Regions from separate parts of the Homo sapiens genome. Here region 2 is linked to region 1. A link is a contact called in ENCODE Hi-C or POLR2A ChIA-PET data. All regions are on one chromosome and are shown on one strand. The core of a region is the stretch at or near the end of the contact, and the rest is flanking DNA. Distances in the headings are between cores, read along the strand shown.

Region 1 (5,631 bases), core at 2,930-5,429:
CACACCCATGTGGACACGCAGGCCACACACAGGTTTACACAAAACTCTACAACTGGCAAGACATCGGCACATCATATGAATGTCTAACTCCTTCTATCCAGCGTGACCTGGTTTGCCCAGGACTGAGGGGTTTTCCAGGACATCGAACTTTCCATTTTAAAAACAAGACAGCCCTGGGCAACCCGGAACAGCTGGCCCTCCTAGCTCTGTCGGTACATGCTCATGACAACCATGTGATTTTTCTTCCTTAAAGAGATCAATGAAATGGTACCAGATCATGTTTTTAAAAAGCGAACAATATTTTCCTTAGAGATCAATGAGAATATCCCTCCCCACAATCCTACGATCAGGCGAGAATATTCAGGCAGAGCCCTGGGCTGCCGGTGGAGGTGGCAAATTGTCCGTGACACGGGGGAGTGACCATAGAGTTCTGCTGGCCTCTGGCTGATACAACAGAGGCCAAACTGAAATGGAGCACGGTAGCCCCTGCCCCTGTGCAGACTTCAGAGCGTGAATGAGAAGGGACCCTCTGCAATAGGTCATCTTCACGTCACCCCCTGGACACCTCAAACTCTTGGTCGGTCCCACCCCAGATGGTCTCGGCTCCTGCTCACCAGCACCCCCGTGTCTGTAGCTCTCTTGAATGGAGGATCTGAGCACAGCAAGTCCTGTAGAAACCAAAAAAAAAAAAAAAATTTCCTTGGCATAGGTGAGTGTATCGGGTGCCGCAGAAACAGTGATAACAGCGTTTCTGGTCCTCACCTGGGTTCATTCAGCCAGGACACAGCAAGGCAGAGGCTCCCAGCCAGTGCCCCACTCCATGCCCACCCTGGGGGTCCACTCGTCCCAGTCAGCAACACCAGCCCTGGAACCACCATCTAAGCTCCTGCTCTTGCTGGACGCCCCCAAGTCCTTTCAGAATTCACAGGAATCACCCCCTCTGCGAGCTTCGTGTTCAGAGGACTTGGCCCACGTTCCCTGAGCGAGCATCCCTAGCATACCCATCACCTCTCAGGGAGCAAGACGTTGCCACATCACCAGGCCCAGCCTCCCAGAGACGATATCTGGTTCGATGCTCCTCCCTGGAGCTGCCGCCCACAGTCCCTTCCATCTCACAGTTCCGCATGCAGTCAGCAGCCCTCGCTGCAATCCACGATCTGCTGGAACGATCCCAGGAAATACAGTGTGGAACTTGGACATGGGTGTTTGCCGAATTTCCCCCAAGAGGCTCGAATGTGGAGCCTTTGAGCTTCCCCAAGCTGTGGGTTAAGTCACTGGCATCACGGCTAACGTGCTACGGAGGTGGAGCAGGAGCACTGGATGCTTGGCCTCAAATCAACTTCCCTGCCCTGTCAGCCTTCCTGGGCACTTCCCAGCCACACACTTGCAGGAACAGATGAACAGAGGGCATTGATGGGTGCCTTGGCTTGTCCCCTAAATTGTCCCCTACATGATATCCTGCTGAGGGAGGGAGGCAGGGATCATTGTGCCCTAACTGTTCAGACCGTTAGAGAGTGTGCAGAGGGTCAACCAGAGCCAAGTGCGTCTGGCTTGTCAACTCAGCCTCACAAGTGCGTCCTGAGACCCTTCCCAGGGGTCTGCTCTGGAGAAATCAGGACAGCCATCGGCACTTATCTCGTCCCTTGGGAGGCAGGAGGAGACTAGTTATGAGGGTGGTGAGCTGAGACAGGACGTGGCCTTTGGTAACAGGGCCAGCTTGTGATGAGGTCACATTTGTCTCTGTGGCACCTCCACCTGAGTCCTCTGGCTTACCCAGCTCTTCCTGCAGGCATATTTATAAGGAATTGGAGGCAGAGAAGGTCTTAAAGCAAGACCCACCCCCAGGACCACTCCCTGCAACCGGGGACCCCAGAACCTGGTGATGGACCTGCAAGGCCGGCCCCTCCATCTCCCCACATGGCCAGCTGCCTCTACGGGACAGCCCTGGTCAGTCTGGGAAGGCACGATCCATCTCAGGCCTCTCTGAGCTCCTGCCCCAGGGGTGGGACATGGGGATCATGCGCCTGCCCTGCTCCCCTCCCTCCCACCACCACTGGAAGGGCCGGCTGAGTCTCGGGACAGGGCGCGTGGAGGCCGCAGCCTGCAGAGGCTTAGTCCTGCTTGGGTTTCTGGGGCCGCCGCTGGGCCAGTCTGTAGTCGATGTAGGTCCCGAGGCAGGACCACAGGATGAGGCGTGCTAGCAGGATCACCACCAGCAGGGCCAGGAGCGGGTCAGGGCCAAAGCTGCCACCTGGCCAGGAGGTCATGCCTGAAGTCAGCCCCAAAGGGCAGCAGCAGCCTCTGCCCTGGAACCGAGATGCAGTGGGGCCCTGCCACCCTAGCCCGGCACTGCCAAGTGGCTGCTGTGCAGACCCAGGACAGGAAGCTCCGTCCAGCCTGGGGCCTCTGCAGCCGGCGCCCCCAAGGGACCGCCCTGTTCTCTCTGGTGCCACCAAGCAGGCCAGATCTGCCCGCCAGACTCCAGCCCGGGGCCTCCCTGGCATGTGAGAGGACAGACTGGGGACGACGAGCAGCCTCCTTGGTCAAGAGGCCCGTGTACCATTCATCCAGAATTAACCACTCTCCGTGCTGACAATGACAGCATTGTCCAGGGGCCTGGGGGGCGGGAGGCCGCCGGGAGCCCGCCCCCCTCGCTGTCCCCGCGCCCCCTGCTCGCCAGCGCTGACGTAATCTGCAAACATCCCCGGCGGCAGCTGCTGGGCGAAGCGGCCACCTCCTCCCGACGCTTTCAGCAGCCCACGCGGCTCTTCCGGCCCCGCCAGACAATTGGGCCCTTTCTCTCCCCAATTAGCTATCACTTCTGGAGGCCGCGCCGTCCAGCGCCGGCCCACGGTCTCCGCAGCAGCAGGCCCGGGATGGGGCGGGGGCCGGGAAGCTTGGCAGGGAGGCTGGGGCCACCACGGGGAAGAAGGACGGAGCCTGAGGATGAAAAGCCAAGGAGAAAAGGGGAGAAGATGAGGACAGGCGGCCACAGCCCACAGGCGGCCCCAAACACAGCTCAGCAGCACAAGGACCGCGCTCTGGGCCTCTGATGGCAAGGGGGTCAGCGCGGGAAACCGGCTTCATCCCCCAGGAAGGGGACCGGTGGACCCCCAGCAGCACCTCCCTCCAGCTCGCCCCTCCAACCTCCATCAAGAAGCCTTAGGTGGGACCTGTAGCCCTAAGCTGGGGCGCACAGGCCTGCAGGGTCCCCTGACATCCTCACAGTCACCCTGGACCGGAGGCCAGTCCTGCCTTCTACTAGCTGAGTGACCTCGGGCAAGTTGTGCAACCTCTCAGAGCCGCAGATCCTGCCTTAGAAAGTGAAGCAAATACCTCCTGCTTTGAAGGATTAGGGGAGAGAGCACTTCTCAGGGGCCACGCCCAGCGCCTGGGCACAGAGATCCTGGCCCCTGCCTCTCAGTGGATGCCTTCAGAAAGGCCTCCACATCTTTTCTGAAATAACAGTGTCTGCCCAGCCTTCTCTGACTGCCACACGCGCGCACACACACACACACACACGCATACACATGTATACATGTGTGTGCACACAGACTCACACGTGTGCACACCCAATAAGGACACATTGACCTCTACAGGCTCTGCCCCCCAAGTCCAGCTCTGGCCTCTCACAGCCGAGTTTCTGTGAGTGAGAGATAAACCGCCAGAACTGCCCCCTCTAACTCCAAGCCTACATCCTGTAAAGCAAAGGGGCCCCAGTTGGAGCTAGGGGGCTGAGCGTGAGGAACAGAGGTCTCTGGCGGCTGGGTCCTGGGAGTCCGGCCAGTTCTCACCAGCAAATGTCCAGCCTGAGCTACAGAGAACAGCAATGGGGGCCTTCCTGGCCACAGGGATCTGGGGCCCATCGCTGGTCGCCGGAAGCCAGCTCTTCAGTTCCTTCCCAGTCTACAAAATGAGTGTCCTCCCTGCCAAGCCTTTCCAGAAGGTTCAAACGGGACCACACGTTCAAACGGGAAGTGGAGCATGATGCCAACTCACCTTGGGCCGGGCACCGCCTAAGCTGCCTTCCCGCAGCCACCCTGGAGCCCCTGCCTGGACTGGCAGAGGCTGTCTGGGAAGCATGCCTGGCCCTTCCTCCATCTGTGGTGTGCCCTGCACCCACTGGGCTGCCTGGCACTGCTGTCAAAGGCCACTCACTTAGGGAACGTTGAGCTCTGGGCTTGTTTTCCACGCGCAGCGGTTTGAAGATCACTTCGAACGTGGGTGGGGAGTTAGCTCTCTGGACCCCGTCATAGAGTAAGTCATCGATAGAGCATTTGCTTGATGGGGACTTCCAGAAGGCCAGGGAAAGTCCTGCCGACTTCCTGGGGAAGCCCATCCGCACGTGGGGTGAGGGTCCCCAGATGGGAGCAGCTGTGTATGCAGGGAGGGGGCAGAGGCTGCTGCCAATGGGCATGTCCCTTACCTGAAAGGGCCACCTCTCCAGGTGACATGTCCTGGGGGAGCCGGGGCCGTCTGCTCCGGCCAGAGGCGCTCAGCTCAGGCCACACCAGGCAGGGCACCTCCCAACCTGGACAGGTGGGGACCAAGGTGGCCTTGGACAAAACTCTCTGTGTTTGCCAAGCACCCAATCGGACACAGAGAGTCAACCACACCCCAGTCACATGGTGTCCACACGCAGGGGTCAAGGAGGCCCGGCCCCTCCCCCTCAGACGTCCCTGGGCCTCTGGGAGTCAGCAAGGACGAGGACGGCATGCCCTTCGAGACAGGAAGGGAGTGACCTCCTCCCAGCGGCATCCAGGCTCGGCTTCTCCGGAGAGGAGAGGGGGCTACTTGCTGGATAAAGCGGCCGGGGCCACAGAGAAAAAGCAAGTGACCATGAGCACGTTGCAGACACAGTGCACCGACAGCATTGCAGCACGGGGACTGTGAGACCTCCCATTCTCGGGGGAAACTCCCCAAGTCCCCCCACCATCAGCAGTGATGTGACTGGGGCGGCGACCTGTGCTGGGAGCCTCCACCAGCTCCTGCGCCTCAGGCCCTGCTGCCCTGCACCTTCGCTTCCAGTAGGACCCTTCTCCAGGGCATTCTGGGCCACAGGAGCCACCCCAGTGCACAGAGACCCGAAGGCCCAGGAAGTTCCCTCCCCCAGGCAGCCCTTAACCTAAGGCTGACCTGGGCAGGACGTAGCCCAGCTTCCCTGCTTTGGACCAGGACAAACTAGAGGCCACTCTGAACCCCCAGAGCTCCCCCTGAAAATCCCAGGGACGTGCGGCTGTGCCTGGAGTCGCCCCCTTCCCAGACTGCTCCCCTTCATCTTGCCCTCCCTGCTCCTCCCTCCTGTGTCTCCCCATCACACCACCCCCCGAGTTACCCGCCTGTGAATATAATCCAGGATAAGAGTGACGAGCGCCTCATCAGCGCAGACCCAGACCCCGCCAATGGGAACGCATGGAGCTGGGCGGTGGTGGCTCCCAGCCCCGGGCCTCTGAGGATGGATCCGGGGATGCTCCCAGCCCCGGGCCTCTGAGGATGGATCCGGGGATGCTCCCAGCCCCGGGCCTCTGAGGATGGATCTGGGGATGCAAGTTGCCATCGGGACCTCAAAGAGCCAAGGCATCTTCCTGCACCCAAATGTTCAACGCTGACAGAGCAGTGAGTGACGCACCC
Region 2 (5,631 bases), core at 2,543-5,042, 110 kb after region 1:
GGAGGCAGCTGCCCCTGTCCTCGGGGCTCCTGCTTGGGGGCATGAGGTATAGGCAGCTGGGCCCTGGACGGATTAGAGGTGTGAGGGGCCCCAGACAGAGGCAGGAGACCGGACCCCACCCTCACTCTGCCCGGCCCTGCTGCACTGCCGGGAGCAAGAGCCTTCCCTCCCTGTGGCTTTGGTGCCCACATGCACAGCCACGAGACCCACCCTGAGGACACCCGAATGTCTCCCCAGGGAAGCTCTGAAAGTGGCTACTGTTTATGTCCCCTGAGCACATCCTGGGATCGCTATGAACAGAAGCCACACTGTTTTGTTCCCTGCTGTATCTGCAGAGCCCAGAAGTCAAGCACACAGGACTCAAAGCTGATATATCCCATGAATAAATGAACAGCCCTGAGGGGAGCCTGGGGGGCCGGTGATCTGAGAGGCCCCACCTTACCAGATTCCCTGGGAGAAGACAAAATCTCTACCAGGAGAGATCTAGTGATACAAGCTTCTTAGACAAGAGACAAGCGGCCGAGTTCCGGGCCTCACTCCAGCCCCAGGACCACGGAAAGTACTCACATCCACCCAGGCCAGCCATCCCAGGCCAACAGTGGTGGGCACCCCTGGAACCATCCAGCACTCGTGGTTCCCTTTCGCCTGGCTTTTTGGTTGCTGGTTTGTAAAATTCTGGGTCTGGCCATCCTCCGTTTCACCCTGCAACAGCCCAAGGATCTCGTTCCAAACACTCAGAAGCACATCGCAGCTTCCCCTGGGCCCCCACTATTCCAGGCCCACACTCCACCCTGGTCTGGCACTGCAGGTTCCCACATTTGCCGGCCCGCCTCTCTCCTGCCTTTCAACCCTCAGTGCCACTCATTCCGAACTGGGCTCTGCCAAGGCCATGCTCTCCAAAGCCTCCAACCCTTTACTCAGGCTGCTGCTTCTGCCAGGAGCACCATCCCCCAATTTGTGAGTCCAGGGACTCCCTTGGGACAGCTCGCCCCGCCCTGAGCTCATCACCCTGGGGGACAATCACCTTTCCACACACCATCACCCACTGGGGCTGAAGGGTTCTGCAAGGCACAGAGGACAGCAGGGGCTGAGATGCTGCATCCGGCACACCAGGCCTCGACACGGCTTCCTAATCCAAGCCTCTGCCCCGCAACATCCAGGTCTGAGCTCCCGCTCCCCTGTTGCTCCAGGCTCCAGGCTGCACAACCTGTGTAGGGTCCTGACCATCATCCTCTGTGACCCTGGGCAAGTCCCTTAACCTCTAGGTGCTCCAGGTCCTCATGGACCCCCACCCAATAGGAGCTAAGTACAGACTGAATGACTTACTATAGCCAGAGTACTTTGCTAAGTGAGCCCTTCATAAGCATTCAGTTACTCTGAAAGCCTCTACAGCATCGCAATCCCTTGTCCTCTGACTTGTTTGATAACCAGTAAAAGTGTGATTTTTCTGACCCAGCAACAAGAGAAAACAACTGTTCTCAACCTTTGACCCCGGCCCCATCAGGTGGGGCCAAGTCAAAACGACCCAACAGCAGGGTCCACTGGGGTCCTTGGGGCACCCACAGCAGCAGCCCTCACCACAACCCGTTGGCAAGAGACCAACCACAGGACTTGCAAACCAGAGCACAGGGCCTTCATTTCAAAGCCTGGCACAGGCCTCAGCACAGAGACTGAATGAGCCTTTCGGAGTCTCCATGGCTCCATAGTCTGCCAGTCCTTGCTGGGGACCCTGGCCAAGGGGATTCAGAACACAGAGCGTCCTGTCCACGTTCTCAGAAGCCCTGGCTGAGGCCACAGCATAGGGACAAAGAGCGCTCCCCGAGAGCCTCCTCTTGTCAGCCACACTGCCCAGCAGAGCGGGTCTCACCTGCCAGGGAGGACCTGCAATGATCACAGAGCTTACCCAGGACGGCCACTGGCCCCCACACCAGCCCGCCGGGCCCTGTGCTGAGGACAAACTCTGGATTCTCTCTGAATCCTCACAATGCCCGCCAGGCAGTCCTTAGTATTATCTCCCTTTTACTGAGATTCGGAAAGGTGAAGCATGGCCAGGCACAGTGGCTCACGCCTGTAATCCCACCACTTTGGGAGGCCGAGGCAGGCAGATCACCCGAGGTCAGGAGTTTGAGACCACCCTGGCCAACACAGTGAAACCCCATCTCTACTAAAAATACAAAAATTAGCCAAGTGTGGTGGCGGGCGCCTGCAGTCCCAGCTACTTGGGAGGCTGAGGCGGGAGAATCGCTTCAACCCAGCAGAGGTAGAGGCTGCAGTGAGCCGAGATCACGCCACTGCACTCCAGCCTGGGTGACAGAGTGATACTCCATCTCAAAAAAGAAACAGAAAGGTTAAGCAACCTGCCAAGGTCACACAGCCAGTGCAGCCCCAGAAAGGCGCCCAGACCCCTAGACACAAAGTCTGTGTTCCCTGAACGGTGCCATATGCTGGGCGTCTCATCAAGGGGCCTGCCAGAGCTGCTCCCTGCAGATCTCCTTCCTGACTGGTCCCAGGAAGCACCTGAAGAACTTCCTGGAGGCAGCTTCTGAGGTGAGCAGACAGGGTGGCCACCTTGGCCTCTGGTTTTTCATCTCTCGTCAGGGTCCCCTCCTTGGCCCCTCATTACTCCATGGATGGGCACATGCCACAGACCAGTGGGTGGGCACCAGGATTCCAACCCAGTTCCTTCCAGACAGAGGAGGAAAGAAGGAAAGAGAGGCCAGAGAGGGAAGGAGCCAGGTGTGAATTCTCAGAGTGGTTCGAGCAGCAGCCGCACCAGAACAGAGGGCTGTGACCTTGGGCAGGTCTCAGGGCCTCTCTGGGCCTCAGTTTCCTCATCTGTGAAGTGAAGCTAAGGTCCTTCCACCTCTTAATCCAGAATCTCATTCCCCTGGTGTCAGCGAGGGGCGGACGCACCCCACCCTCGGGGGGCGGATTCAGCAATCTTCAGACCAGGACAAAAAACGGGAAGGGCAGGAGGGAGTGCAGAGGGGACTCTGGGGTGGCAGAGGGCAAGGAGAGGAAGCCGCCCCCGTCTAGGGGGCCCGCCCCAGCCCCACGGGAAGTGGGACGGGGAAAGGCACCCTACAAAGAAAGGACTCCTAGCTCCCAACTGGTTCGAATCCCACCTCGGCCACTTACTGGGTGTGTGACCTTGGGTAGGGTAACGCCTCTCTGTGAGCCTCTGCTTTTTCCAGAAGAAACGGGAAAAATCAAAGTGCTGCCTTCTCTGAGTCAATTAGGCGACCCTCATTACGGCGACAGTCGGGAAGTATGGGGTCTGGGCCCGCCCGGGCACACGGAGGGTGCCTGCCGCAGGTGGCCGGTTCCCTCGGGGCTGCCCAAGGCTGGGCGAGGGCCTCTTCGCCCAGCTGGTCGGGATCAGGACGCGACACGGAAGAGACCCCAGCTCTGCCCTGACCCCGGTCCGGGTCCGCAGGACGCAGCCCACTCGCCCTCAGAACACCGGCTCGCCTGGCACCCGGCGCGGCCCGGGCCCCGCTCGGACTCGAACCTGGTGGGGGCGCGCCCGGCAGAAAGCGGGGTGCTGGGACAGCGGGACCCCCACGCGCGACCCTGGTCTCCCGGGCCAGTCCCCTCCCCAGGTCCGGGCGGCTCACCAGGGCCGACTTGGATGCTGCGGTAAGTGGTCAGCCCCGCCGGCCAGTCGCCGCCACCGCCGCGGGCCCCGCCCAGCAGGGGCTCCGACTCCGCCTGGGGTTCCGCCATCCAGCAGCCCACGCGCTGGACCCGACCCTCAGAAGCTCAAGCCCCGAAGGCGCCCAGCTTCACTGCGCAGGCGCGGAGACCCCGTCCCTGGCGTTTTTGCTGACGCGCGCACGGCACTGTGGCGCAGGGGATCCCTGCAGTCCCAGCCAATGAGAACGGGGAGGGAGGGGTGGGGTTCTCCTGAGTGGGGCGGAGCTAAAGGGCCCCGCCCCTCTAGGGTGGAGCTCAGCTTCGTTCCACCCAGGGCGGGGCAGCGTTCTGGGGCTTAAGGGCCGAGGGCTGGGGAGGAAATATGTTCTCAAAGGATGTCTTTCCGGCCAGAAGCTTCAGCATCACCTGGAAACATTTTAGAAATGCAAATTCTTGGGCCCTTAAACCTACTAAATCAGCAACTCTGCGGGGAGGACCCAGGAATCTGTGTTTTAACAAGCATTCGGGGTGATTCTGATGCATGTGAGTATTGAGTACACGGGGTGACTGCAAAGGACTCCCCCCAGAATGGAACTGGAGTTTACCCTCTGATGGTGAAATTAGGAGGATTCAATATCATTAAGGGAAAAGTTTAAAAACATATGACACACTTAAAAAATATTTACAACGTATATAAAAAGTGTTTTCAACATTAATGCATAAAGACCTTGTATTCGTTTTCTATTGCTACAGTGACTAATTACCACAATCTGAAAATATAAAATAACTCCCATTCATCATCTTTCAGTCCTGCGGGGCAGGAAACCTCCTGTCTCAGGGCCTCACGAGGCTAGAGTCAAAATGTCAGCTGCCGTGGGCTCTTATCTGCAGACTCTGGGGAAAGCCCACTTCCAGGCTCATCCAGGATGTTAACAGAATTGTCTCCATGGGCCTAGGACTGAAGTCCACGTCTTCTTGCTGGATGTTGGCTGGTGTCATTCTCACTCCTAGAGGCCACTGCATTCCTTCCACGATGGCTTGAACACCTCCATCATCAGAGCCAGCAAGCAAGAGCACGCTGAAGACGCTTCGAGATGCAGCAAGACGCCTGTAATCCCAGCCCTTTGGGAGACCGAGGCAGGTGGATCACGAGGTCAGGAGATCGAGACCATCCTGGCCAACATGGTGAAGCCCCGTCTCTACTGAAATACAAAAAGTTAGCCAGACGTGGTGGCACGTGTCTATAGTCCCAGCTACTCGGAGGCTGAGGCAGGGGAATCGCTTGAACCCGGGAGGCGGAAATTGCAGTGAGCTGAGATTGCGCCACTGCACTCCAGCCTGGCAACAGAGCGAGACTCCATCTCAAAAAAAAAGGTGCTGCAAGACGCTTCCAATCTCTGTGACTTCCCCTTCTGCCATACCTCTTTACTTTTTCCCCCTCTTTTGGGGAGGGGGGAGGGTTTAAAATAAATATAAAATTTACCATCATAACTGTGAAAGGAAAATAAATCTCAGGACTCCAAAATCACTAAGCCAAAGGGAAAAGTCAAGCTGGGAACTGCGTTGGGCAAACTGCCTCGCCTTTTCTTCTTTAATAAAATAGCTACGAAGATTTAAAAAGCTACATACCTCCCTCACAATTTGCCCGCTAGGAAATTTTTCGTGGGCACCCAAGATCTTTACCCTAAAACAGTTTTGTTGAATTTTACCCTAACAATGTACATTGACAACTGATCTTCACAGGTTCCAAACAAAGGATGGAACTCTAAGTCATCCCTCTGCTCACCTGATTGCTTCCTCTGGTATAAAAGTGCAGATTCACCGAGCCAGACTAAGGCATAAGTGACTATTCCTCTACCCCCGCAACCTGTAAATTGTGTATTTCAGTGAAAGTCTGATCAAAGACTCACAAGAATGCAACCTTTGTCTCTTATCTCTCCACATATTTTTAAAATTTCTCCCTCTTTCCCAATATCCACCCTTTCCCTTTTTTTT

The links. A loop is a pair of places that touch in the nucleus more often than their neighbours do. ChIA-PET counts read pairs that join two places held with the same protein, here RNA polymerase II (POLR2A). Pooled maps may share reads with other maps.
Region 2: a pooled map shows a loop between it and region 1 (3-fold over the local background). The contact joins the promoter of TPCN2 here to the promoter of SMIM38 in region 1. A Hi-C loop is called at or near these places in 3 of 37 single-sample maps with no recorded cell type and 7 of 50 pooled maps. POLR2A ChIA-PET finds 5 or more read pairs at or near these places in 1 of 52 experiments (GM12878).

The regions. Positions count from the first base shown.
Region 1 is chr11:69,154,483-69,160,113 of GRCh38, reverse strand. It overlaps SMIM38 (small integral membrane protein 38), which reads right to left and starts at 4,179. Exons shown (of 3, transcript NM_001369201.2): 1 at 4,000-4,179; 2 at 763-2,940; 3 at 1-668. The coding sequence starts at 2,267. The coding sequence ends at 2,112. All of the region lies in intron 2 of LOC338694 (a long non-coding RNA gene), which reads left to right. RefSeq lists a silencer at 2,454-2,813 and an enhancer at 3,698-4,625.
Region 2 is chr11:69,047,093-69,052,723 of GRCh38, reverse strand. TPCN2 (two pore segment channel 2) reads right to left here and starts at 3,792. Exons shown (of 25, transcript NM_139075.4): 1 at 3,618-3,792. The coding sequence starts at 3,726. RefSeq lists an enhancer at 814-1,388 and silencers at 3,365-3,464, 3,545-3,714, 3,835-4,054.